Regions from separate parts of the Homo sapiens genome. Here all the other regions are linked to region 1. Evidence: chromatin loops called from intact Hi-C (ENCODE). Cell type or tissue: heart right ventricle. All regions are shown on one strand. Region 1 has its middle 2.2 kb from the start of NR3C2. Region 2 overlaps ARHGAP10 (Rho GTPase activating protein 10). Region 3 overlaps NR3C2 (nuclear receptor subfamily 3 group C member 2). Region 4 overlaps LOC107986195 (a long non-coding RNA gene). Region 5 overlaps NR3C2 (nuclear receptor subfamily 3 group C member 2). Region 6 overlaps NR3C2 (nuclear receptor subfamily 3 group C member 2). Region 7 overlaps NR3C2 (nuclear receptor subfamily 3 group C member 2).

Evidence for each region. A loop is a pair of places that touch in the nucleus more often than their neighbours do. Peaks named below come from ENCODE experiments on the same cell type or tissue, not always from the same donor. Only the 100,000 strongest peaks of a DNase experiment are listed, where the experiment ranks them.
Region 2: it touches region 1 in a loop (2.4-fold over the local background); 5 of 110 quality-filtered maps call a loop at or near these places.
Region 3: it touches region 1 in a loop (3-fold over the local background); 31 of 110 quality-filtered maps call a loop at or near these places.
Region 4: it touches region 1 in a loop (2.7-fold over the local background); 7 of 110 quality-filtered maps call a loop at or near these places.
Region 5: it touches region 1 in a loop (2.4-fold over the local background); 7 of 110 quality-filtered maps call a loop at or near these places.
Region 6: it touches region 1 in a loop (2.9-fold over the local background); 16 of 110 quality-filtered maps call a loop at or near these places.
Region 7: a loop joins it to region 1, with 2.6 times the contacts of the local background. A loop is called at or near these places in 16 of 110 quality-filtered maps.

Annotation. Positions count from the first base shown.
Region 1 is chr4:148,442,588-148,446,587 of GRCh38, forward strand. It overlaps a transcript of NR3C2 not described here. Among named protein-coding and RNA genes, the nearest start is that of NR3C2, 2.2 kb to the left of the region's middle. RefSeq lists silencers at 1-24, 2,211-2,260, 3,021-3,160 and an enhancer at 1,961-2,050. In heart right ventricle, a CTCF peak has its summit at 2,229; DNase peaks (open chromatin) are centred at 44, 1,054, 2,724, 2,924 and 3 weaker places; H3K4me3 peaks cover 4,000 bases; H3K27ac peaks cover 3,817 bases.
Region 2 is chr4:147,993,490-147,997,489 of GRCh38, forward strand. The region is part of intron 18 of ARHGAP10 (Rho GTPase activating protein 10); the gene reads left to right. Among named protein-coding and RNA genes, the nearest start is that of MIR4799, 210 kb to the left of the region's middle. In heart right ventricle, no CTCF peak of the experiment used is centred here; no DNase peak of the experiment used is centred here; H3K27ac peaks cover 2,398 bases.
Region 3 is chr4:148,282,493-148,286,492 of GRCh38, forward strand. All of the region lies in intron 2 of NR3C2 (nuclear receptor subfamily 3 group C member 2), which reads right to left. Among named protein-coding and RNA genes, the nearest start is that of NR3C2, 160 kb to the right of the region's middle. In heart right ventricle, a CTCF peak has its summit at 2,226 (motif pointing right); no DNase peak of the experiment used is centred here; H3K27ac peaks cover 157 bases.
Region 4 is chr4:149,022,578-149,026,577 of GRCh38, forward strand. LOC107986195 (a long non-coding RNA gene) reads left to right here. Exons shown (of 4, transcript XR_001741441.2): 4 at 727-4,000. Among named protein-coding and RNA genes, the nearest start is that of LINC02430, 130 kb to the right of the region's middle. In heart right ventricle, no CTCF peak of the experiment used is centred here; no DNase peak of the experiment used is centred here.
Region 5 is chr4:148,345,897-148,349,896 of GRCh38, forward strand. All of the region lies in intron 2 of NR3C2 (nuclear receptor subfamily 3 group C member 2), which reads right to left. Among named protein-coding and RNA genes, the nearest start is that of NR3C2, 95 kb to the right of the region's middle. In heart right ventricle, no CTCF peak of the experiment used is centred here; no DNase peak of the experiment used is centred here.
Region 6 is chr4:148,374,106-148,378,105 of GRCh38, forward strand. The region is part of intron 2 of NR3C2 (nuclear receptor subfamily 3 group C member 2); the gene reads right to left. Among named protein-coding and RNA genes, the nearest start is that of NR3C2, 66 kb to the right of the region's middle. In heart right ventricle, no CTCF peak of the experiment used is centred here; a DNase peak (open chromatin) is centred at 2,229; H3K4me3 peaks cover 872 bases; H3K27ac peaks cover 1,184 bases.
Region 7 is chr4:148,213,835-148,217,834 of GRCh38, forward strand. All of the region lies in intron 3 of NR3C2 (nuclear receptor subfamily 3 group C member 2), which reads right to left. Among named protein-coding and RNA genes, the nearest start is that of NR3C2, 230 kb to the right of the region's middle. In heart right ventricle, a CTCF peak has its summit at 1,597; no DNase peak of the experiment used is centred here; H3K4me3 peaks cover 832 bases; H3K27ac peaks cover 3,496 bases.

The DNA.
Region 1 (4,000 bases):
CCCGAAGAGAAGCAAGGCTCCACGCCGCACGGGTCAGGCGGGCTTCTTATTGGACAATCCAGGCTGTCAGTCACCAGGCGGGCGACATGACTGATACAAAGTTGCTGCGACACAGCCTGGACTCGGCAGCTTCCTTAAAGCCGCAGCCGCGGCGGGAGCTTGGGGTGCCGGGCGGTGGCTACATCAGGCGGCCTCCGCACGCTGCCCCCACCCCCATCGCTCGGCCGCCCCAAACTTGCTTACGTCCACCCTGCTCTCCTTCTGACCGACCCCAGGATATCTGGAGAGATGTGAAAAGTGTGCTGACGCGGAAGAAGTCGGTTTTTCCGCGAGCAAAGTGTCGTCCCCTCACGCTCTCCACCTGCAGCTCCAGGTGAGCTGCAGCCCAGACCCTGGCGCCGCCCAACAGCGTCCGCGCGCGGGGAGGACTCTGGGTGGGCTTCACCCGACCCTCGAGGTTCCTCTCCCAGCCCCTTTCCACTGTCTCCAGAGTTACCTCTCAGCAGAGCAGCAGCAGCCTTCGCTGCCAGCGAGCAAGACGATCACGTTCACTCGATTTGAATTTAGTTGTTTTAACCGTGCTGGAAAAACCCTTTAAACACAGCTTTCCTCCCATCCCTTAGACCCCTAACACCAAAAAAAAAAAAAAAAAAAAAAAAAAAAAAAAGAGAGAGAGAGAAAGATAAATGAAAGAAGTGGCAGGGTCAAGAGCTGCTCCTCTACTTCCTTATAATTTTGTCACTGTACTTACTACTTTAGTATTGGATTTTTCCACTAGTTCAATTTGAAAGCAAGCTTACCATCGAGGATATTCACGTTATAATGGGTGGAGGGGGTGGGTCACATAAGTGGGAGAAACAGACAGGAGGGGGGAAGGAACCAAACTGTTTTCTAAGGATCGGTTGTCTGCATGAAGAAATTTCGGTTTCCCTCCAACCGCCCCCTCCTCGATTCTCCTCCCGCCCACCCAAATGCTGCAGTTACTAAGCAAAAGGATGGGGTTCCTAACTTTGATTTCTAAGGACTTTTAGGCTTCTCATGTAAGGCCCCGTTTTAGGCTCCCCGCTGGCCCGGAGTCAGCATCAGTGACGTATACACCTAAATCTGGTCCCCCGGCCCTCGGCGACCCGCAGCCCGGCGGCGGCAGCTGTGCGGCCTCCCGCCTCACCCTCGCTTCGCGCCCGCCAAAGCCCGAGGCGGGGGACCGGGGGACACCCTGTGCCCAAAGGCCCCTCCTCTCCTTAACAGTTAGTTAAGCTCCGGGATTCCGGACCCCTAACCCAGGGCTGAGACTTGAACTCTCAGCCGCTCCAGTCAGGAACTCCCTGGAGATAGGGGCGACAGCGGCAGCGCCGCGAGCTGGTCCTGACCCCAGACTCTAATGCCCCTCGGTCCCCAGCTTGGAGCTGCCCCCGGCGTCCCCGCAGCCAGGAGTCCCCGCCGAGCGTCCCAACTTTCCCGCGGGGCCCACCGTCACGCGCACTCTCCCGGCCCAGCGAACTGGGCATCGATCTCACGTCGGCAGAGCGCGGGCGGCGGGCGGGAGCAAGGGGAGTCCCGGACCTAGAGCCTGGGCACGCGAGGCGGCGGCGGCTCCGCAAGCGTTGCCGAATTATTCATTATTAAAGGAATGGACGTGTCTCTTTTACTAAGTTTTTATCTCCTTTGAGGAGGGCCGGTCTTGCCCTGGATCTCAGCTTCTTGCAAAATCTAGGTTAGAACCGTGCAGGGGCAGCCGCCGCGATCACTCGCCCGCCACCCAGCACCCTTGCCCCAGGGCCGCCAGCGGGCAACTCGTCTCCTGCCCGCATCCCACCTCCGCTCGCCAACCCGCGCCCTCTGCCCTGGGCGCGCAACCTGCCTTGCCCGGGGCCGCCCCTGCGCTCTCCGGACCCCCTCTCGCCGCTGTCAGCGCAAAGTGACTGTCGCTGCACTCACCTTTTCTAGGACATGGTGGGGAGGCTGGGGCGGGGGAAGGGGAACGGCTAGACTCCCGCCGCCGCTGCTGCCGCCGCCACCAGCAAGTCCAATATTGGCTGATCGGCGGTGAGGATGGAGAGGATGATAATCCCGGCAGTGGCAGTCGCCCTGCTGACGGTGGGTAGAGCAATAGTGCTGTTACCCTACAAGAGGCGGCGAGGCAGCGGCGCCAAATCGCGCAGAGGGGGACGCGGGCACCCGCCCGCCCCCAGCGGCGGCGGCCGGGCCTCTGGCGGGCCCCTCTCCCGGGGCTGCGCGTCCGCTCGGCGTTGACAGCGGCGTCCCTGGGAGCCGGGAAGTCCGGCAGGAGGATCCCGCGCCCGCCGCTCCGCAGCGCCACTCTCCGCGCCCCCTCCCCGGGCCCTGGGTGGCCGGTGACAGCTCCGGCGGCCGAGCGCGTGTGTGAGGGGGCGGTCGCAGGGGGAGCCTGCGCCCCCCTCCCCGGGTCACGCCCTCACGAGCGGGAGGAGGCGGCACCGCGTCCGGCCACCCGCGGGTGGGAAACGGGCAGGGGCGCCGGCAGCCGCCCTCCCACTACGGCCACTGACAACCTGGAGGCCAAAGGAAAACTGAGCCCAAATGCACGCACCCCCTTCAGCCCTGCCCGCAGCCCTCCAAAGTCCGGCCCTGACCTCGCGCCCGGCTTCAGGTGCAGTTCCCACCTGCGGGGGGAGGCGAGGGCTGGGGACCTCGCGCGGGGGGCGGGAGGGAAAAGTTTTCTTTTCCTGCTCCTCGGCTGCCCACCCCGCCAGGCTGCTCCTCTCCCCGCCCCTCTCGGGCTCGCCGCGCCTCTGCCCCACCCCCGCCGTGGGGGGGCGCCGAGGAGGGAGCGGGCGTCTGTGCGCGGAGGCGTGCGGGGAGCTGGCTGGGGCGCTGCGGTCGCGACCGGTCCCCTCGCTCTGACGGCGGCTCAGACGCCCGCGGAGGCGGCTCGGCGGGGCAAGCCGAGGAAGGGGCCGAGAGCCGGGACCCCTCCTCCTCCGCTCGCGGCGCGCCGCGCGCCCCCGCGTCTCCTGGCGCGCCCCCGCGCCCTCGTGCCCGCTCGGGCAGACACCTACGCAGACGCGAAAGTGAAAGGGGGGCGACTGGGCCCGGCAGGCGGGCGGCCGGCGGCGCGCGGGCACGCGGCAGGGGACAGAGGATGGATGGGTGAACCCGGATCCCGGGATTCTCCCGCGCCCGCTGCCCCTCTGCGGAGCCTCCCCGGAGTCCCACGCCCCCACCCCGGCCACGGAGATCACCACGTCAGGAGATATGTATGCGTGTGCATGTGTGTGCGCGCGTGTTCACGCGCGTGTGCGAGGTACGCTTCTGCCCCAGACTCTTCCCCCGCACCGTTACACACACCCTTAGATGGAAGATTGGGGGTTTGGGAGGGGGGAGAAGTGTGAGTGTCACTACCAGTTAACCGGCTCCCCTGCTGTGGTCCCTTTTGACTCAGTTAAACCCCACCAACTGACCACACACACACCCCTTTTCTGGCTTAACACTCCTTTTTCTGCAGGCTCTATTGCCCCCTTCCACCCCCGCCCTTCTTTGGGTTCTTTCCCGTTTTATTCCTAAATAGCTGTGAAAGTTGCTAATCCCTTCCCACATAGACCCGTGTTAAACACCGAGGTGCCCTGTTAAAACAATCACTGCCTTTCTCCTTCCACATTCCCACTGTCCTGACAGCGAGCTTCCCATTGCCTCCATCACCTACACAGTTTTGGCACGACTCGGTTCTTAGCTGGCTCAAGGTAACAATTTGGCCTCTAGTAAAACAACCTTTTGGCTTTTCTTATTTGTAGGAAAGGCTTCTAGGTTCATATTTACTGCATTCTTAAGGTATATCTTAAGATGGTGATCAAGAAAATATTTACGTATCAGATATTTTGAAAAATAACATTCAGTGAGTTTTAAAAAGAACCATTTGGAAGTGTACTGATGTCTGCAAACTAATTTGGAAGTGCGTGCATCAAAAATAAAATGCAGCAACATTGGTGGATTGATAAAATGGACAGAAGGATGGATAGATATG
Region 2 (4,000 bases), 450 kb before region 1:
AGCTGCTATGTGAACAGGTACAAAAGATTAAAAAAGCATGTCATGCTTTCTAGAAGTCCAATATTTAGTGAGAAAGTCAGCTGTGCAACTGTGACACAGTAGAAACCCAGTAGCATGGTCTGGAGATCGTCTGAGTTTGGACCTACAAGGAGCCTGTCGTTTGCTTTGTTCAAAGCCAGGTTAACACCATTTCTGCAATTTAAAGACTTCGTGTACTAAGCATTTATTTGTGAGTCAACATAGTTGTGTCTTCAGAAGATTTACCTATTCCATTCACAGTAGTAGGCCTGCAGAGGATATAATGGATATAATTATGAAATACAAAACTCTTTTTCCTAAGCATTCTAGTCTGCTTGGGGGAGAGGGTAGGCATTAAAGGCTCAGTGAGGAGCTGGTGTTTCAGACATGGGCAAGCTCTAGTTCATGCAAACCGTGAATCAACAGCCAACCCTGAAAGGGTAGATAGTATTGATGTATCTGCAGTTTACAGATCAATGCAAGAAAATGAAGCTTGGAGAGCTGAAATTAACTTGCCCAAGGTCACACAGCTTGCTTTATTCATTTATAGCCTGACTTCTTCCAAAAGGGATTTCGGGCAGCTAAGCCACACAGTTAGAAAGTTCCTTGTGGTCTTTCTACTGTCCCAAGAAAAACAAGGCTGTATTTTTTTCCTTTTGAGCTTAAATGATGCATAGTGTTTCAGTCAACATTACTACATGGATGGCTTCAAGTTTAAATTGCACAAAAGTGCTTATGTATGTCTCTGTTGGAATGTGTGGGAGTAAGAAAGGAAATCCCTGTATTTGATTTCATAAAGTCATGAGCTTTATATAGTTGCTTGAGCCACACATGCCGGTGCCTGGCTGTGTGCACAAGAAAGTTCTTGTTAATCCTTGCACAGCTGGTGTGGTGTTTGTCGTCATTATTACTTATTCTTAATTACCAGAAGTGCACATGGGCTACAGATTTTAGCCTGTGCCAAAGTAAATCTCTAAAGTAGTTGGATTAATAGGTTATGGGGAAGATTTATAATCCTTTGTGAATGATACTAATTCTGTATATGTTCATATAAAGAAACAGTTGACATCAGAAACTCAAAATGTAGATCGTAATCTCAATGTTATTCTCAATATCCATCTCCTGTACTCTTTAATTTGTTGCTGAATCAACATTGCTTTATTCGTAGATTGAAAATGGAATTTATTTCTAGGCTATCCCATTCTTAGGCAATTGTCTGTCTTTCTCTGCCCCAGCAATACGTAAAAGTTGAAACATTCTCCTAGGAAAGGCTTCAAATACTTGATTTCTCTGGAATGTCATTTATGTTTAGGTGGAAATGGGGGGAAATGACCGCTAAGAGGATTAGTCATTATTTTCATCATTTAATGAAGGAATTAGATTATTTGTGCTTAATGTGCTAATAAGCACAGAGTAAGCTGTACTTATTGATGGGTCGACGTGGAAAGGTCCTCTGAGTGAGAATTGTTTCTTGTGTGTAATCGTATTATTCTGTGGTTCCCGCAGAACTGTGTTTCTAGGGCCACAGACAGATCCACAGTGTAACTTTTTTGGAAGTCTATGTGTTTTTATCCACATTCTATGTAACTTAAAACCCTTTTACTTTATTTTATTATTGAGATAGATCCAAACTGTTATAAATTGTTTTTCATTCTCCATTGCTACCCATTCTTGGCAGCCTTCCCATTCATTCCTCTAGGTCAGTGATAACCAGTTTTTATGTTTCACATCCTTTTGAGGATTTGATGAAAAATAATCCACTTTCTGAAAACATACCAGTGCGTATACACCATTCATATACGATTTAAGGGCACACAGTACCTCCAAAGTCTATGAATAGACTTGGTTAGAAACCCTGGCTCTAGGTGAAAACAGCAAGGGTGATATTAAAATACTGTAATAAAAATATGTGATCTACTTACAGTGTGGAGTGTGGGAGGAGTAGGGAAGCTTATCAAGTTAGAGCTTGCCACATGTTACCGTATATTATGTTTTCCTTATGTATTTACCAGCATTATTTCTTGTCTACTTATTATTATCTAAAACAGATATCTCAAACATGTTTTAAGATGACAGAGTAAAGACAGATTTGTCAGCCTTACAATACAGACCACCAGTAGGTTAGAAGAAAAAATAATAACCTGGTATCAGTCAGAGACAAAGGCTAGAGACCAGCAAACAAAATTTCCAAAAATTTGCATGGTCCATCTCTCTCTCTTTTTTTTTCATGACGGAGTCTTGCTCTGTCACCCAGGCTGGAATGCAGTGGCGCGATCTCTGCTCACTGCGAGCTTCGCCTCCTGGGTTCACGCCATTCTCCTGCCTCAGCCTCCCGAGTAGCTGGGACTACAGGCACCCGCCACTACGCCTGGCTAATTTTTTTGTATTTTTAGTAGAGATGGGGTTTCACCATGTCAGCCAGGATGGTCTCCATCTCCTGACCTCGTGATCCGCCTGCCTCAGCCTCCCAAAGTGCTGGGATTACAGGCATCAGCCACTGCGCCTGGTGGTCCATCTCTTTTATACTCCCAACTTGACCTTCCACAGGGGGCCTGTATGTGTGAAATACTCAAAAAGCTCTTCTTTAGAAGTAGGTGCAGGAGATGGTTTGGGCAGCTTTGGGTAAAGACTTGCAACTTCCACAAAGGTACAGTCTCCTCCTGATTGTCCTCCTCTTTTCAGAGAAAGGAGAGAATAGCTAGGATATGGCCTATGGAAACCTCTATCATAAACACCCAGAGTTAGCCATCTCCAGCAATAAACAGAAAGGCAGTCGAAAACAAAACATCAAAATGGAAACTAAATAAAAAATGAATTGCCTCAGGAGAGGAAGGTGGGAAAGATGAACCCTGAGATAGAGGGGGATGTTTTGTTTCCTACCCTCATAACTTCCAATGTGATTGTCTTAACATGACCATCTCATACTCTGTCCATCTTGTGCCTTGAGAATGCTAGGAAGTGGATGATAAACTGGCCCAGACTGGCCATCTGAGACTGAGACTCCCTGGGGGACTGAAGGACCAGAGCTTCTGTTGGAATCGTGTACAGCCCAGTCAGGGGAGTGAACACAGCTTGAAGTGTGTTAGCAAAACCACAGCAATGAGGGCAATGACCAGGCTGCATAGATGCCTGGCTGAATCCTCATCCTCCCTGTACCCATTTGTTATGGACTAAACTGTGACCCCTCCCAAAATTCATATGTTGAAGCCCTAACTTTAACCATTGTAACTGTATTTGAAGGCAGGGTCTTGAAGGAAGTAATCAGGTGAAATGAGGTCATGAAGGTGGGGTCCTAACCCTATAGGCCTGGTGTCCTTAAGAGGTACATGCACAGAGCAAAGGCCATGTTGTGAGGGAACAGGGAGAAGCAGCCATCCACAAGCCAGGGAGGGAGGCCTCAGGAGAAGCTAGCCCTGCCAGCACCATGGTCTTGGACTTGCAGCCTCCAGAAGTGTGAGAAGATAAATTTCTGTTGTTACCCTGTCTGTGGTATTCTGTCATAGCAGCCCCAGCCGACTAATAACCATTCTCTCATGTGACAGAACACTGAGCAGGCAAAACTGTAGTGCACGGAAGAATAACACAGATATCCAAAACATGGGAAGAGATTCAAGAAGTTGTCACCCCTGGTGTAGTGGTGTGAATAAAAAGTGTTAACAAAGCTGTCCACTTAAAATATTTGTGTAATTGAAATTAACTAACCAAAATACCCAGTGTGGAATCTACAAACGTATTGCAGCAGGAGGGAAAAATGTAAACTGTACATCAATAATCTATTTTGGAAGAAATAACTGATCTAAGAAAGAGAAGAAATGAACTTACTAAAATTAATCTCTATAGAACTATTCAGTAAAATGGGAATTCAAAAATAAAGTGACTAAATATGATTCTTTAAGGGAGCTTGCTGAGCTAAGACAACAGACATCCAAAACAACATTTCAAAACAAATGAACAATTTAAAAATGGAAATGAGTAGAATCAA
Region 3 (4,000 bases), 160 kb before region 1:
TGCATAAAAGTAGGGATAAAATTAGAAAAGTCAGTCTATTCCTGCAACAAACATTCATTGAACAAGTTGTGTTAGCAGAATGCAGAGAGGATAGTGACAAAGTCTCCAACGAGAAAGAGCAAGAAAACAAGGAAGAAAGTCCCAGTTAAACACAGGGTGTGTGGGAGTGGGGGAGTTGGAGGGGGTGCAGTCCCAGGGGACAAAAATATCCTGATATTGCCTAAAACTCATTTGGCAAGAGCAGACTAAAGAATTCCAAGAGTGTTGATGAGAGAAGGAAAATAAGAGTGAAGAAAACATGAGAATAGGTAAAAAGGCAGAACACCAAGGAAGGGATATAAGAGAGGGACATAAGCAAAACATGGCATCAATAGGCAGAGTGGGCCTTACTGGACTGCAAAAAAGAGGCAAAGGCTATGGCGGGAAGAATACAAGCTAAAGGACTGGTAGGGAATATGAGGAATACAAAACACAATGAAATCAGAGATGAGGTTAGAAGGAACGGGAAGGAAACAGAGCTGAGGGGGAAAAATCACATACAGCAAAACCACAAGGAAACGTTATTTAAAATAATCTGTGTGTTATAAGTGCAAACATATAGCACTTTGAAGAAGTAAACAATCAGACTAATTGGGTCATTTTAAAGATAAGCAGCAGCAATCAAAGGAATAAGATAGCTTTCATAAAAGTAAGTAAAAATGAAAACAACCTTGCCTAAGAGTGGGGTCAGGTAAGCCAATTTTAGCCATTACAGAGAACTGAATGGATCAGGAAAAACATAAGCACCATTGGTTAGTCTTAAAAATTACAACATTACAAAATTGGTGAGGTTTTTCAAAGGATCACTAAACTTTTAAATAAATGATACCCAGTTACAACCCTCAGAATTTACAGTGTTCCCTTCATGCCAAGTTTATTTTCATAAAGAACCTATTGATAAAGGAATCACAAGAGCAATGGTGACCCCAATAACTCTCAGTGTTTTTCCCATGGTGATCACCAGGCTTGCAAGTGCTTTAAAAACCCTGAAAGGCTCAAGAAATTGAAAAAATGTTAAACAACAATCATCTGAACCTGAGGTTGTTTTCAGTTGAACTTCATTTATAGTCATATATTCAGTGCCTTATCTACCCTTTTCATAGTTCAGTTGGCAAAAGGCCCTTACAATCCCTCTATTGGTTTTTAGAATATGGTAAGAAAAGTGCTAAAAATTATGCAACCTATATAATAAAAAATAACATAACTCATTACTTGGTTAATTCATAAATGCTGCTTAGGCAACAAAGAATGTAGTACATTGTACATTGATTTATATTTGATTTCACCAGTTTCTGGCAAATTATTATTTGATGTTTACCAGTGGTTGCCACAGATTCAAAAGGACATGAACTCTTTCATAACACACAGGAGACAACTGAGACTGCGAGTGATTACCAGGCTCTCCCCACCCTCGTAATGACCACTTTCAAAGTATCATATACTAATTCGATTCACTTCAGGAAAGATTTTCTTGACCTTCTACCACATACCTTGTCCCACGGGAGAGATAAGTCTATAAAGAAGAAAGAGACACTGCAACAGCAAAGGGGTGGGGGCCTAATGGAGCACGCAGGAGGTCTGGCCTGGATCTGCCTCTACCAACATGTATTCCTCTGGGTTATGTAGAGCCTTATGTATGGAACATAACTCTTTAGAGTAGAGCCTTATGTATGGAACATAACTCTTATGTATGGAATGCTCCCCCCTCTTGCTGGGGATTCAAAAATTAGAAGGCCAACCCTCTACTCTGAAGGAGTTGATAGGCTTATAAGCCTATAAATAGAGGGTTGGTCTTCTAATTTTTGAGTCTCCAGCAAAAGGGGTATCATATATTAATACTCAACACACATTTGCTGATGAAGGTGTGAATCAAAGGATAAAAGAACATGTCTGAGTGTCGATAGCTCATGACAGTGTCAAGACTAGGTACTCACGCTGTGTTCAGTAACACTAGCAATTTTACTTTTACCTATACAAATGATAGGTTTCTTTTTTTAAAACACATCAGGTAAAAGAATAAATACATTCAAGTTACTATAAAAACTCCTAATCATCCATTTTGCTGTCAAGAATCTCAGTTAGAGCCTTCTTACCAGCAAAGGAGGGTGAGAAAGGATCTATGACTTTGTATCTTGTGAGCCAAGCTTTATGTTACACTGACATGCAGAGAGATCCAATTAGTGCTTTCTGCCATCAGATGGCACACTGGCCCACAGCACTGTAATTCTACGCCACTGTCCAAATTTTCTGACCTTCAAAGAGAGACGAAGGAAATTAATATGTGTTGACCTGAGAGCACTGAGGGGCTGGGGTCTTTGCATGTATTATTTTACTCAGTCCTACAAAAAAGTCTTCTCACTATTGGTCATTGTTCTCATTTCATATACAAAAAACTCAGGCTAGTAAAAGCTAACTATAACTCCCCTCTAGTTACAGAGCAGGTACTGGCAGGGACAGACTTGAATCTAGGTTTGCTGGACTCAGAAGCCAATTCTCTTGGTATCTCTCTGGACTACAGCAACATATGGTTCACTTTCGGAGCCCACAGCTCTTGATGTGAGCTGCAGTTCTGAGGGTCCTACCCTACAACTGTCATGTGATTACACCATACTGAAAAAGTGCACTGGGGGTCTCATAAGAATATTTTCTGCCATAAGAGGAAAGTTATTTACCCCTTGTTGCAGCCTTTATCATGGACATGAAAATGCTAAAAAATATTTAGGGTCTTCTAATCAGTAACTTCTATTGTGAAAGACAGGAAAAACTGGCTCTTTCCCAAACGATGTTGCTGGAGTTGTATAAATTCTACTGGCATCAACAAGAGAAGCAACAAACTGGTTTATAGAAAAGTCCAGAAAATATACTTCTCCTTTTGAAATTTAAAAACTTCCTCCAGGCCGGACGTGGTGGCTCTTGCCTGTAATCCCAGCACTTTGGGAGGCTGAGGCGGGCAGATCACGAGGTCAAGAGATTGAGATCATCCTGGCCAACATGGTGAAACCCCATCTCTACTAAAAACACAAAAATTATTTGGGCGTGGTGACGTGCGCCTGTAGTCCCAGCTACTCAGGAGGCTAAGGCAGGAGAATCGCTTGAACCCAGGAGGCAGAGGTTGCAGTGAGCCAAAATTGTGCCACTGACCTCCAGCCTGGTGACAGAGTGAGACTCTGTCTCAAAAAAAACAAAAACAAACAAACAAAAAAAACTTCCTCCATTGGCACACAATGCAACTGCTTCCCTGTCTTGTACATGTGGAGATGTGATAAAGTAACTTCAGTGACAGTCAAATGTACTGTTACCTTAAAAAGTGCGATGCTTTCTTGCATAATTCCTATCAATGTTCTATTTCACATATGTGATACATTATAAAATACATTTATCTTTCACAGAATTCATTCTAGAGGGAAAATATTAACATGTTAGTTTTATTCAAAGAATGATTTTGCAATATGTGTTTAAAAAGACAATTAAAAACAAATGAAATTTTATACATCATTTGTTTTGTAATTAACATATGACTAGAACAGTCTGGAAGCAATGTATTAAATAGAAATAGTTGAAAAATGTTTGCTTTATCTAAAGTGATATTGCAGGACAAGCCTGGGTGTGTGGCACAAATCATTTTGTTATATAAACTTCTCTGGCAGTTACAGGAATATAATTTTCTGGGGATATGCTAAACCAAGCCCACTGATAAGAGTAACAGACCAAAGGAAACACTGTAAAAACCCAGCTGTGTTATTCAACTTAGCTTTAAGCCAGTCTCTGCTGTCTTTTGTAGGACTTTATTTAATTGCTTCTGACTGTATAGGCTAGTAAAAATCAGGCTGTACAGAATTGAAAAAAAAATCTGATTAAATGGATCAGTTGTTTAGAGTCTACAGCAATCAAAATTCCCTGTGATTCACTTCTACAAATAATTACATGGATCTTCACAATAACCATATGGTCACTGCAAAAA
Region 4 (4,000 bases), 580 kb after region 1:
CTGCCATCCCTAGAAACGTCTAGAGAAACAGTGGACTGAAGAGTTTGGGATATCTCTTCCAAAGTTAAAAAAAACAGTTGCTGTGTCTTACATTTCCTACCACTAAAAAAGGGGACATACCTAGAGGGGGATTTTGGAGACATCAAATATCTCATTTGGGTGTGCTTCTTACATTCATTTATCAAATAACTTCGAAAGGATGCCAGCTTTCTGTGTAGATCCTAGCACAAGAGACGTCTCTGCAACAGGTCCAGGCTGATGTGCAAGCTGCTGTACCACTTGGGCCCTAGGACCTAGCAGATCTTATGGTGCTTGAAGTGTCCATGGGCAATGGGATGATGTTAACAGCCCATAGCATGCATTTATAGGTAAATAACTGTGGAGACTCTTATCATTTTGCAATAAGGCTATACCATCTTCTGCAGATATCAATTCTTGTTTTAAGAAATAGTTTCTGGTCTGTTACTGGGAACTAGTAAAGATTAAATGCTAGACCATTAGTCATCAATTTTCTGTGCCACCTGAGGTACCCAACATGAAGTAGGTGTTGTCTTACCAAACCATGAAGTTGGGTATGCACAGCAACATCCCCTCATCAAATGGAAATGGTTAATATAAGATCCAGCCTGCACAGGTCATGAAGGCACAGGTAAGTTTCGTAAGCAAGTTGTACAAAAGCTCATGGTTCATACACCTTTTACATGGCCTCCTCTTTCTCAACTGCAGGTGTGGCCTCTTTGAGAGTTCCCTTTGATCATCGTTGAACAAGAAAATATTTGGGTCTGGTTTACCAAAGGACCTACAAGATTTTCTGGCACCACCATTCCCTGGAGGGGTCAGCCAGCTACATGTTGGCAGGATGATGGCACTGGACTATTTCCATCGTGGAAGGGGCAGCATTTTGTCCTCACTGGAACAGACACTTGGTTAGAATATGAATATGCTTTCACTGTACATATTTGTTCTGCTAAAACCACCAACTGTATATGCCTTATTCACTGTTATGATATTCCACGTAGCATTACTTCTGACCAAGGAACTCATCTCACAGCTAATGAAGTGTGGATAAGGAAGGGACTTTTGAAGATTTTGTTATGTTCCCAAGTGGGGGACATCATCTTATAGGGCTGGTGTAGTGTCCTATGGATGTAGTACATATCCCAAATCAGCAACCAAAGTATAGTGCTGTTTCTCCCATAACATGATCAAGGAATGGGAATGAGATCAGCTGCTCTTAGTTTACCCTTTGTGATCCACTAACAGTATTTTTGCTTCTAGTCCTGGTGACTTTGGGCTCTGCTGCTTTAGGGCATTTTACTTTTCCAGAAGAATAATGCTTCTGCCAGGAAACACAGTAACACTCCTGTTAAATTGGAAGTCGAGACTGCTCCCTGAGAACTGTGATGCCAGTAAATCAGCATGCAAATAAGTGGCTACTGGATTGGCTGAAGTGTTTGATGCTGACTATCAAGGGGGGAAACTGGGTTTCCAGCATAGAGTGGGCACGGGAGTAGGTGCTTTCTGGAATACCCTGGTCACCTTGGGTACTGCTTTTTATTCCCTTATCCTGTGGCAAAAGTTAATATAAAACCATGGTAGCCCAATAAAGACAGGACTTCTCATGGCTGACACTTTAGGAATGGAGTTTTAATCACTCCACCAGGCATGGGATCACAGCAAGGTGAGGTGCTTGCTGAGGGCAAGGGAAATATGAAGTGGGCAGTGCAAGAAGGAAGTCATCAATACAAGCTATGACCATATGGCCAATAGCAGAAATGAGGACTTAATATTTATGAGTATTTCTTTCTTAATTTTATTTACAGGCATGCTTCACTTAACGAGAGGGATATAGTCTAAGAATTGTATCATTAGGCAATTTTGTCATCATACTTACATCTTGGAGTGTACTTACACAAACCTAGATGGTATAGCCTACTACACATCTAGGCTGTATGGCAGAACCCATTTCTCCTAGGCTGTAAACCTGCACAGCATGTTACCATACTGAGTACTGTAGGCAATTGAAGCACAATGGTGAGGATTTGTGCATCTAAGCTTATCTAAACATAGAAAAGGGACAGTAAAAATTACAGTATAAAAGATGAAGAATGGTACATGTGCAAAGGGCACTCACCATGAATGGAGCTTGCGGGACTGGAAGTTGCTCTTGGTGAGTCAGTGAGTGAGCGGTGGATGAATGTGAAGGCCTAGGACATGACTATACAGTACTGTAGACTCTATAAACATGGTACACTTAGGCTACAATAGATTTACTTCAAAAAAATCTTTCTTCAATAAGAAATTAGCTTACTGTAGCTTATTTTTAGTTTATGAGCTTTTAAATTTTTAACTTTTTTACTCTTTTGTAATAACAATTACCTTAAACACATTGGATAGCTGTACAAGAATATCTTCTTTTTAATTTGCATTTAAAAGCTTTTATCTCTTTTTAATTTTTATTTTACTTTTTAAATGTTTCGTTAAAAATGAAGACACAAATACACACATTAGTTTAGGCCTGCACAAAATCAGGATCATCAAGAAATCACTGGCAATAGGAATTTTTTGGCTTCATTATATTCTCATGGGACCATCATCGTAGACTGAAACATCGTTACAAGGTGCATGACTGTATATGTGTGTATGTGTAAAAATTACTTAGTACCCCTCTTCTATTTTTCTATAATCCAATATAAGGCATGTTAATAGTGGTTAATGTCATAGTTCAATATTTAAGTTACAGAATATCAGCGGGAGAGTGTGACTATAAGGCTGTTTCATAGAGAAAGTGTCTTTTTGGTTGTACAAATTGTAGTTGCATCATGTTCTAACATGTTTACCTGGAAGTTAAATATGCTTAAAAGAAGTTTGTAAGGGTACCAAGTTGACAAGGAGTGGGCTGTCATATTTTCTTCTTTTGCTCAGTGTCAAATTAACTGAGCTAGAAATACATTTCTGAGAATGCCCTTCCTTCTATGGCTCCTGATTAAAATTGGCCACAAGAGAAATTTGCACAAGTTTTGCAAGGTAAAAGTAAAGCAGCAGCCATTACACCTTGAAGGATGATGTAGGGTTCCAGGCATCCCTGAAGTTCATGCACATCGTCATGGAGCTGCTCAGCCAGTCCTGTGCCAAGGTGAGCTAGCAACTGAGCTTGTAGCCAGTAACTGGGTTTGTAGCTGTCTCAACTCCCATTGGATCTCATCCTTCAGCCCTTCCATGTCCTGTACTAGGCACATTTGCAGGTCTGTGGGAAAGGGCACCAGCTTTTTCTGTGTGTCACCCATCCATGTCATCAAGGTTTGAGGTGGTGAGACAGGCATGGGTTCCACTTTTTCCTTGCAGATTCCAGTTGGTCCTTGATATATGCTAGTTCATGTCCAGCATTTTTTCTTGACTGGCAGCCCTGATGACCTACAACAGCATCAAAACCATAAACCGATGTAGCAGCAACAGCTTTCCATAGACTTTTTCAGTCTCAAAAATTATGCGTCATCTAGCTCCTATAACAAACCTGTACTTCCATATCACTCATAATGGTTCTGCTTTCTGAGTTCTAAGTGATATAGTAACTGAGGACATAATGATCTCTTTTTAGGAAAAATTACAGTGTATACAACCATTATTAAGAGTCATTTTTAATTTATAATAATTGTTGCTTTAAGCAAGGTCTCCTAAGTTTATGTGTTCCTTATGACCTCAGCAGGAGATAATTTTTGTTTTTGTTTCAAATGCTTACAGTTTCGCTTAAGGATCTTTCTTTAGTGTTTTAATAGAATCATCATTCTCAGGATACTGTAGTATCTTCCTTATAGTTTAAATGGAGCAAAAAATAAACAAACGAGGTTTTAATTAACGAATGTGCTAGTAGATATTCTATATTTACACACACTAGTTTCAGTTCTATCTTGAGTATGAGTTTGTGTGTGTAAAAAAGATAAAGAGAGAGAAAATAATCTCTGTAATAAAAAACAGAGAATGGGGGAAAAACCAGAAATTT
Region 5 (4,000 bases), 97 kb before region 1:
ACACAAGGCTTTACAAATGATGAGAGCTATGGAGGATGTGAGGAGACCGATCTAGGCCAAGGGCAGTGAAAGACTTCTCTACCAAAACCATCTGAGGGACAAAATGAATGTTGCTACATAAGAGGAGAGGGCAGAATGCTCCAGGCAGACAATAGTGAGAGTGAGAAGTGAAGGAAAGCAAAGATAGCTGAAATGGAGAGAGGGGAGGGTGAAGCCCAGAAAGGCAGGCAGGGAAATGACCCTTGATGGATACAATAAGGCATGTTTGCACTTTATACTAAGGCAATGGAAACTATGAAAATATCTTGGGGAGACTATTAGAACAATGCAGGAATTGTGAGCAACATTGTGTTATGGCAAGAATGAAGGCAGAAAGAGCAGTTAGGAGGCTATCAACATAGCCCAGATAGAAAACGGTGGTGACATGGTCCATGGAACTGGCAATGATGGGGAACAGCGAACAGATCCTTTGTAGATGAAGGCATCTTTCATGGGATGCAAACACTGGAGGATGAGCAGGCTGGGCGAAGGAAGAGAAGAGGATATGCTTAGCTGTAGACAGGCCGAGTCTGAAGTGCTTCCTAGGAAACTGGATCATGGGTTTAGAGCCCAGTGAAAGTTATGGACTAAAGACAAATACTTGGTATTTGTGAGCCTCAGGCATACAGGTTCCCACTGTGGTAGCCACTAGCCACATGTTGTCTATGGTGCACCTGGGATACAGCTAGGGCAAAGTGAAATGTACTATAAATAAGATACATGCTACATTTCCAAGACAGTATGAAAAGGGAATGTAAGATCTCAATTTTTATACTGATATGTTGAAATAATATTTTGATATACCAGGCTAAACAAATTATAGAAATTAATTTCTTCAGTTTTTCACTTTTGTAGTGTGGCTACTAGAAAACTTACAATTACATGTCAAGTTGCATTATGACTCACATTCTATTTCTATGGGGCAGCACTGATACAGATAGTAACTGAAGTTTGGAAGAGTAAAAAGAAGCACTAATGAGAGTTTGTCTCTGATAGAATTGTGGGGTTCAACACATGGAGTGGTATGACGAGGAAGAGCTGAAAACATGGAATAAGCCGATAAAGCCAGACAATGTGGTACAGTGGAAGGCAAGAAGGCTCTGAGCAACCAGGAAGTAGACCTAAGGGTCAAATTCTGCTGTGAAGCCACGTAAGAAAAGCACTGCAAAGGATATTTAAGCTAGAACACAGGTAGAAGAACAAATGGCTTCTGAAACAGGAATAAGTGAAAAATAACTATATTACTGTAATTTAATTTTCCTGCATTTTATGTATATTTTTGTATAAATTTCCAACTTTTTGTTGCATCACCTTCCAACTGGCATGTATTTTAAATCAGCGTTTTTCACCTTTCCTTAACCCACCCATGCTTCTTGCCAACCACCCAGAAATGTTCCTCCAGTATTATTTGAAATATCAAATAGATACCATGTCTGAAAACAAATTAAAGAATAGAAAAAGTGAATACTCTATCTTCAACCGACATCTCCTTTCACCCCTTCTATTGGGTCACGTTCGCTTACCACTATAGAATCTTGGATTAGATAATCCCTACAATTCTTCAAATTCTAAAATTATGTATGTCTAGTATTAATTTCCCCATAATTCTTCATTCCATACCCAATAAAATCAGTGTTCTCTCAAGATACGCTGGCCTCAGTAAATGCACCAGTGGGAATAAACATTTGCACACTGTTTCCCTACTAACTTTCCCAAAGCGTTTATTCAACAAATGTTTACTGAGTACCTACGCATGCCCCGATGGGGCTACAGCAGTGAACAAACCAAATTTCTTGCACTCTTTGAGCTTACAACCTCATGACACAAAAATAAATACCATTCCTTCATAGTAATAATAATAATAACCAGCCAACCACCACTGCACCACTGTAGCAGCGGTGGTTTATATGGCTTACAATTTCCAATCACTACATCCTTAAGCACTTCACACCAATTACTTCATTTGAAGCTCACAACAAACTCATGAGTTACAATAGGCCACCCCTGTTTGCCTATTTTACAGATGAAAAAATCAAGGCAAAGAAAGAGAATACAGCTTCTAAAGACCTTGATCAGGATTATAAATTATCCCAGCACCATGCACTTCTCCTTTACATTACTTCCCACCCCAGGTGTTTCTGAAGAGAAGAGGAATGGACACTCTCGGTTGGTGTCTCTCTCTCCTTCCCTCTGGAGAATTTGAGAGACTGGAGCATGCAATGCTCATCTCAGAGCAGCCCGGTCTCAAGTCACACTCTGTTTTGGTAAGTCTAAATCACTTGGTTGGGGATTTAAGTTACATTCCCCCACCAGCCCTATCAGCCACAAACATGATGTTACAATATGCTCTGTCCTCCCAGAGCAGCACTTACCATGGTGGTAATTTACACTATGTGATTTATGTCCAATTCACCTACTATTCTGTACATTCTATGAAGGCAAGGATTGTATCTGTTTTTTATATCTCCAGCACTTAGAAACTATCTAGAGCATAGGACGTGCTCAGAAAATATTAGTAGAATAAATGAAAGTCAGCTTTCCAAATTCACGAAATTTATTCATGTACCTGCCCAAACTCTTATTTTTACCATCCAAAGAGAAATCTTATTCTTCTCTGCCTTTTTGTATAGCATGAGATAAATGTAATTACACCTTCCCAGGGTCATCATTATGAACTCCAATTTTTGTACTTGGTTGTAAACACAGAGGTGTCATTGGGGAGCTAATGAGGTTTATAGGATCCTTTGCCTGGATAACAGATAGCTCTCTAATTGCTGTGCTAAGTGCTTATGTCTACTTGTAAGGGTTTTAATATCCTATTCTACCACTTTCAGTATGTATGGTCTCAGCTTTTAATTTGCTCCTTCTAATATACAATAATCCAAGAAACCTGTTACTTGTTTATTGGCTTTATCAAAAGGGCCTTACTGCAGACATTTTCTTCTACCTATTTTAACTGCTTGAATGACTCTCCTCCCTTCTTCCGACTTTTCAACCATATTCAAGTGTTAAGGTTACCTTAAGTGTTACTCTATTTTTGCTGCAAATTAGTATTACCAAGCACAAGGAAAATAGCTCTAGAAAGAAGAGTAAAATAACTCAAGAAAGAAAATGAAACGATCATTAGACAGTTTTTTCATTATTTGCTGAATTACTCAATTAATTTACCCATTTGTTTCATAGCAGTGGCAACAACATCACAGGCCTGAAGCAGATCCTTCCTTACCATTAACCCAGAACCTGACACAGATAAAACAATGGTTTCACATACTCTGTCACCTCTTGTTGAAAATTCCAGTACAAACGACGCAAAATGAGTCTTCACATTTCTGGTATTAAAAGCATCCTGTGTCACAAGAGTCCCTTTTTGTCAATGATCTTTTTATTTGGCTGACTCTCTATTTTTTTTTTCTAGTTTCATTATGTCTCTTGTACTATAACCTGGGTCTGAAATGAAGCACTTCTCCAGGGACAACTCATAATTTTGCCTGTTGGAAATGCTGTCAAGGTCAGTTAGAAAACAAACCTAAAAGAAAAGAAATTGTACTCAGAGAAAGAAGGACTTATAACCTTCTGCAGGGTAGCCCCATAAAGGTTCCTACAAAATAGATGACAAATACCTACAAAGACACTTCCTGGACTGACGACTAAGCAAACCTTCTTAAATGAGAATTCTCTCCTTTCTGCAAAGGTTCTGGTGGTGGCTTGGGGAAAAAAAAATTCATAATAACTACTTTCCTTAGTGTTTATAACACATTTGATGTTTTGTTGTTGATGTTAATGTATGACAAACAGTATCACAGTTAATTTCATGACTTCCATTTCCCATTAGACAATTTTTTCATTACTTGCTAAATTTCTTTGAGTCTCCAGAAAAGTGTAAAAGAAAGGTTTATGGTCTATATTGTTGGTATCAAATAACACTACAGTTTACCGCTCCCAAGGTAATGTTATAAGGCTG
Region 6 (4,000 bases), 68 kb before region 1:
CATTTTTACTCACATTCTCTCTATGAATGATATCAAATAACAATAGCCTATCATAAAAGAAAAATGATCCTAAAATCAGTGGGAACTAAGGATACAAGAAAAATTTCCTCAAGTTATGCAACACTCTACACCTACATTCTTTGAATATAAATTAAATATTCACTACATTAGAATATCATGTTCTCATTATTCATAAATTCCAGTCTCTTAAAAAGGCAAAATAATCATAGAATTTTGTCTAGACTCTTCACATTGGAAGCAACTTCTAAGAAGGCCTAGTCCTACTCATTATTTCACAGATGAGGAAACCGGGCCCAGAAAGACTCAATATCCTCAAGGTCAGATTATTATTCAATGAAGGCCAGGGTAAGAAGCTTGCCTCTTAACTCCCAGCTTAATAACTTTATCCAGTATACAGGTGAAACTGTACATGAAAATTCTAGAGAAAATAGAAAAAATAACAATTGTTAATTATATATGTCAATGTATAAAAGAACTTCCTGGATGCTCAGACCTCAGTATAATAACCTAAATTTTCATTTGTGTAAGGGAACTGAGGCAAAGTAGCCAATATTTTACCCAAGTTTTAAAATTATTTTCAATCAGTCCAATGAAAATCCCCCTAAAATTAAAAATATATGACACTACTGAAAAATTCATCCCAGTAACTGGTAGAGCAGCTTAGTAGAAGCAGGCTCCCTATCTCTGGTTAATCACCTGTGCTTTCTGAAATCCCCCTGTATCTCCCAAAAAGACTGACACAAAATCTGATTATAAACATAACACCCTCTACTTTTCATTATATCTGAAAACAAGACAAATATCCTTGTATTTACATCTAGTGAGATTTCCTTCTTAAAAGAAAACAGATTAATGAGTGAAATGAAAAAGTAAATATGTTGTCACGTGGCTACTGTATAAAATAATTTTAATGGTCAGTGCATTGGGTAAAGACAATAAATAAAATCTTATTTTGATGTTTTGAAAAAATAATTACAATATACATTTAATTTCTACTCAGACCTAGAAGTTTCCCTGTACAAAATTCATCAATAAAACTGCAAAATCGGCTGGATGCAGTGGCTCACGCCTGTATCCTCACCACTTTGGGAGGCCGAGGTTGGCGTATCACTTGAGGTCGGTAGTTCGAAACCAGCCTGGCCAACATGGTGAAACCCCATCTCTACTAAAAATACAAAAATCAGCCAGGCGTGGTGGTGGGCACCTATAATCCCAGCTACTCGGGAGGCTGAGACAGGAGAATTGCTTGAACCCGGGAGGTGGAGGTTGCAGTGAGCTGAGATTGCACCACTGCACTCTGGCCTGGGCGACAGAGCAAGACTCTATCTCAAAGAAAGAAAAAAAAAAAAACCCTGCAAAATTTAAAGTATTTGACAAGATGGTATTTATATCAAAAATTTAAAATATATTTGACAAGATGGTATTTACATCAAAAATGTATCTACTGATTTCTGACATCTCTCTTTTTTGTGAGAGGCATGTCATTTTAATAATGCAGATCCTTGGTGTTTTGCTCGTCTATTTTAATACGCATAGCAAATAATTCTTTCAAAAAATACAAAATTTCCAAGCTTTTTCTTGAATTAAAAAAAACAGTTTCAAAAGAGACACACCCTACAGCTGAAAAGCAGAACTCCGCACCCTTCCCTGTGCCTCTTTTCAACTCAGTTGCAGCCATACAAATTCCAACACAAGGGGAAGCAAGTTACTAATGTCAAAAATAATGCAGGTGCATTAAAAATGAAATCTAAGACCAAAGTATTCTAAGATCACTATAAGTGAAACCAAGATAATATCTCTGACATTAACAAAAGAGAATTAGGAAGTCACCAATACAAAATCAATTTTTAAAGTAGAATGCTATTAACAAATATTATGAATTCAACTCAGTTCTCATCCCACTTTTCTACTTCAGTCCTTTACATTGGTCATGAAAGGACATAGCTCTTTTAAAATTTAAGAATAATAACGTTATTCTGCTTATTTTAAAAGAAATCTATTCAAGGTCAGGAGTAAGGCAAAAAAAAAAAAAAAAACCCACGACGACTGGGCATTTTAACCACAACAACTGTTTTTCTCTCTTGCCATAGATGAAACTCTTTGGTGTAGAAGGAGAAAGTAAATAAAAGGAAGGAAGAACTGTAATTCTTGAGCCTGTGCCAGTTTACAGTATTTAAAAAAAAGAATCTGCGCCACAGCTTGGCAGTTGGCCATATTTACAGTAAGCTATCTAGTGTTTTGCCCAACAGGAAGAACAAAGGGCTCAGTGTAGTGCTGCTGGTTTTGTGTGTTTCAAATATTGTAGAAAGAAAGAAGGAATGTAGCCCCACATGCAATAGACCCTTTCCTTTTTACATTTCTCTGTCCTCAGTGACTCTCAAAATATGGCCAAATGAGTCTTTAAAAGGGTAAGAGAGAGCTCCAAGAGTTTTAGCTTAAACTTTCAGTAATCATTTATTTTACTTATAAAAATGCAACCTATCTATTAATTTAGTTTTAACTTTAGAATTTCAAAAGCTTAAGCATGATGTTTGGCAGTACAGGTAGTTCTGCCGTCCAAGGGCAGCTAAACCTGAAACAAAAGCTTTAACTAAAATTTTGTTGGTAAGATTTAATACATATCCTTATGTTATTAGAAATTTTTAAAAATAGACTAAATAACAGAAAAATTATATTAGAGAGTCAATCAGTACTTTAATACAGGATATTCCTAATTTATTTTCAGTAATGAAAACTTAGTTTTATAACCAACATATTAAAATCAACAACAAAAACTCTTTTTCCTCAAAGTTATACTTTTTTTGAAATTATGCCCAAATAAAATGGAAATTAAAATTAAGTATACTAATATTTCAATTTCTTTACATATTATATCTGGGGTAACATATTTGCTTAGGTCACACTTTTTAAATCTTGACTACCAATATAAAAGACAACATATTTCTAATTTAACTTTTAGTTTTCTCACTGACATTTTATTCTGGTAGGGAAGGAAGACAAAAGAAAGGTAAATACATATGATGTATAGATTATTAGATAGTGATTGTTGCTAAAGAGAAAAAATAAACGAGGAATGAGGGGATGTGATTTGGGGCAGGAAGAAGAGTATAAAATTTTAGATAAGAGTTCAAGGAAAGTGTCTCAGGAGGTGAATGTGGCATCCACACCTGCATGGTATGAGGGCACTAGCCTGTGGCTAATGTGGAGAAGAAAACTTAATGATGGTGTTTCCTATGGAATAAACATGTCTTTTCAATTATTGTGAAGCTCTTCCCAAAAGTAGGGGACAGCAAAGAGAGTTTTATTTAAAAATAGATGCTGTCCACAAACTGAGACAAGGGATTGGCTCAGTGGCAGAGGGGGCACAGCAACTGGCAAGAATGTGAAAGAGAAAAGGTAAGGAAAAAGCAGATGAATTTGGGGGAAGCAGCAAAGCAGTAGGCAGCTGGGAAATGATGCAAAGAAAAAAGGTTTTGAGGTAGTGTCCTATATCATAGTAACAATCATCATAACAGCAGGACAGTGAACATTTGTAAAGAGTAGATAAACTCTTACAGCCTGGAAGAGGCATCTCATGGGAGCTTGAATACTAAGTAGAGGAATCACCAAGGCAATGTCAGATACTTCTGCAGTAGAGTAGTTTCCTGAGACTTTATTTCTGTTCTGTTTCCATTGTTCTGTTCCTTGCCTTTGGTGGCAGGTGGAGAAGAGATCTTCTCGGGGATATAAGCATTAGGGCCTCCCAGTTCCCGGGAGACAGCAGAACCTGAGAAAGAAATGGGTGTGTGGTACAAATGAAGACCGGGCAAGCATGGCATGGAAGCCTTAGTGTCAATGCAAAGGGTTACCCAGACTTAGATAATAGGCATGCCAGATATACAGGGAGATAAGTGTAAACTTAAAGCCAGAGGGACCTCATCAAATGTTCCACTCCGATTAATCACTGGTTCCTTCACATGAGCCATAGAGGTTGTTATAG
Region 7 (4,000 bases), 230 kb before region 1:
TATGGAATACTTTACAACTTACATAGTCCCCTTTTTCTTGAGCTCCAAAAGGCAGGGAAAAATGGTGCAAATGGTTCTCCTTGAAGCTTGAATATTAAATACTAACTTGAATTATTGAAAAGAAAGTTTCACTTCTTATGGAAGAAAATACAGGGGTTTTCATTCTAACTAGGACTTACCCCAGGTCACAGAGGTAATGGAGAGATGTCAGACTTTAAATCAGAAGACCTGGGGTTGAAATCAAATTCATCTGCTCACTAGCTATGACTTGGTGCAAGTTACTTTACTTCTTAGGGGTCTATTTCCACTTCTGTGCAATTGTAAAAGTATAGTCTACCTAGCTAGATTATTGAGAAGTGCAGAAGAAACATTTTCAGATGCCAAGGGCAGTGCTTAGCAGAATAGGTTGCTAAATAACTTAGCTATTAATATTGATTCTAAAGTTGGGCCTTAAGCTAAGAAAGATCTCCTGTTTGTCAGTCTACATACCATATTGTCTAGGCAGTTTTTATTGGTGTTTTTGAAGAGTTTTTTTTTTTAAAAAGGAAAACAGAGTAATACAACAACTATGTTATATACCCACTTTCCACAATTTGGGTTGTCTTTTCAACCTAAAAACAAAAATAAAAATTTTCCAAATCATGATCTAGGTCCCCATGAATGCATTTGGCTCCATGACCATTTAGCCATTCAGATGGACAACTGAAAATTACCTATAACTAAGAAAACAGGGAAGAGAAGACTGCTCCTGAGAAGCTACCTGAGCCGCATCTAGGAAATGTGGGATCCAGCATCTTGCCACAGAGCTGAGCCATGAGATGATGAAATGAGTGAGGCAGCAGGAGCCTGCACGCCCTGGCTCAAGGAAAGAGCAGCTGCTACAGCTGCTGCTCAGGGCTTGCCAATGGCTGGCATGCTGGAATGCAGGCTCCGTGTTGCCAGACCTTTCACTACTTCAGGAGAGGCTGGACGTCGAGAGTTTATATGAAATCTCCCCATTTTTAAATATTGGCAAATAATTAAAAACGTTAAAAAAATTATGCAGGCCAAACAAAACATCTTGGCTGGCTTGATTTCAATCTGGAGAAATCAGATTAAGAGCCTTGAAAGGACAAGAGCACCCAGGCATGCAGCCTGGGGCTGCGTGCAGCCTTCAACAAGGGGATGGGGGCCTGGGTAAGGAGTACATTCTCCACCGAAGCCCTACTGGGCAGGATTCTAGCCTTCTATTTCCCTCCGTGTTTGGATTCTTATCTTTATGCCTAAGCATGAAAAACAAATCCTGGAAGCTGGCATTCGGATAAATAACACAAAGTCTGTTCGGGGTATGAAAAGGGAAAACAAGGCATCCAGAATACAGGCATGTCCCTGAATGGTGTTACCCTTATGTCCTTGGGATTCACAGCTAGATGCCTCTGGTGTTTCATAAAGTATCAGGAAAAAAACATTAAAATTGACACTCAGTTCTCTGGAAAACTATTCTAGTTCACTAAACTGCAATGTTATTAAATGCCCTTGAGGCGTTTATCCATGAACTGCTGCTGCATGCTGGTGGTGACTGCTGGGCAAGCTAACAGAAGCTGATCCGGGCTTTCCTTATGAGGAAGCAAATGCTGAGGATAAACAGTATGGAGAGCTGTGGATAAACAGTATGGAGAAGGTGGAGGTAATTCATTAAACTGCATCACAGCAATGCCACACGTGACCAAGGATATGCATTTGTAACACTGAGGTTAAAATAGCTATTGAATTTATGTGCCCTTCAACATACCCTGGAAAGTAACACTGGCACCAAAAACATGAGAACATCAAGTGAAAAGTCTTCCTCATTCTTTTGTCCATTTGAGAAAGGTGACAATTAACCTGTTAGGCTCTGAACACTGCAAAGATCTAGGAGATCTCCAAAGGGGTTAAATAGTAAATATTTTAGGCTTTTTGAGGCATAGTTTTTTTTTTTTTTTTTGAGATGGAGTCTTGTTCTGTCGCCCAGGCCATAGTGCAGTGGCTCGATCTCAGCTCACTGCAAGCCCTGCCTCCTGGGTTCAACCAATTCCCCTGCCTCAGCCTCCTGAGTAGCTGGGACTATAGGCGCCCACCACCACGCCTAGCTATTTTTTTTGTGTGTGTGTGTTTTTAGTAGAGATGGGATTTCACTGCATTAGCCAGGATGGTCGTGATCTCCTGACCTTGTGATTCAACCGCCTTGGCCTCCCAAAGTGTGAGACATAGTTTCTGTCACAACTACTCAACTATGTCATTATAATGGGAAAGCAACCATAGATGATATATAAATGAATGAGTATGGCTCTGTTCCAATAAAACTTTATTTATTAACACTGAAATGTGGATTTCATGTATTTTAACATATCACAAAATATTTTTGACTCCCCACCACCCCCCCAACCATTTAGTTCCCAGTACAAAAATAGTCAGGGGGCCAGATCTGGTCCCTGATCTAGGATAATGACCAAAGAAGAAATAGCATTTCCTGGTCAACTGCCGAAGTCAAAAGTGTGCTTAAGCACTTTATTGGATCATTTAACTAAGATAACAATCCCATGAAACAGTCTTAGCATCTCCATTTTACGTATGAGAACACTGAGGCTGGGAGCAGTGAAGTAACTTGCCTAAGTGTTTGCCGAGAGTAAATGAAAGAGCCAAGATTTGAGCCCAAGCAGACAGGCTCTGGCACCCTTGCTACACTCTGAGGGCCACATGTGCATATAGCAGTTCTTAGCCTTGGCTGGGTATCAGAACCTTACTGGAAACTTTTCAAAATACTTTCAATTTATTAAATCCTTTCAATTTATTAAATCAGACATGGTACCCAGGCATCTTTATACTTAAAAAAGACATTTCCCACAAATGTTTCTGGAGAACAGTTGGGACCTACTATATGCCCAGATCTTTGCTTTGTTGACTAAGTAGTATCAGACATGGTCCTACTGATAAACAACTTATTTATCTTGAATGTCAAATCACCCTGCTATCTGAACATGTTACCTAGCTCATGATCACAACCAGAGGTACGGTCTCCAAAGGTATCAAATTACAGATCAGACCCACAAGCAGCTAAGTCTTAGATGGTGGCCAAAGTCTTTTTTACCAAAGCCACATTTGCTGAAAGCCACCACCACAGAGCTGGGGATAAGCCAAACGTGAACTGAAACTGAAAGTTAAATTATATCAAGAGCAAAAAGTGGCAAGACAGCTAGTAAAGACAATACAAATGACACTTAAGAACTTTATATAGTATGTTTTAACAGAATAAGCATAGATAAACCAACCTGACTTGTGGCAAAGCACTTATTTGCATGACTGCAATGGGTTCCCCGTGGTCAGAGTTCCCCGCTACAGCTCTGGAAAGTATTTAAGTCTCTGGCTGGGAGAAAACTCACCATATGAAGCTTCTGTTGACCTCCCTTGCCAGACCTAACCTAGTGGAAACCACACAGGAAGGCAATCTGTCCAGAGAACTATGCTTCCATTTCAGAATACGAATACAGAAAACTCTTAGGACATGCACAGGAAAAATCTCTCATTTCCCACAGATCCCCACCTGGTACTTACACCTCAGAGATTTTCAGCCTTGGGACAGGGCCAGTCATACCTTCCTGAACTTCCCTAAGAGGCTACTTGTGCAATGGAGTCTTTGGAACTCACTGGAATGACATGACTGTCCTATTTAATTAAGTCTTCCCAAAACAGATCCACTCTGCTATTGTAGTCTCATCCTACCAATGGAGGTCCTTCCTCTTTCCATCTTTTCTTTTTGCTGACCTATGCTGGTTTGCCCCTGCTGTCTTTTGACCCCAGTTGATGTTTCTCTCCTCTTATCCATTTACATTTTTCTAACACCAAATGTGGATCCAGAATAGTGAATTCTGCGAAAAAGAATAGTCTAAAGTTTTCCACCCTCTGACTGGGCTTGAGTATTTGCTGTAAATCAAGTACTCAAAAAGCCTAGAGCTATAAACTGAGAAGACAAGGAGAAGAACTC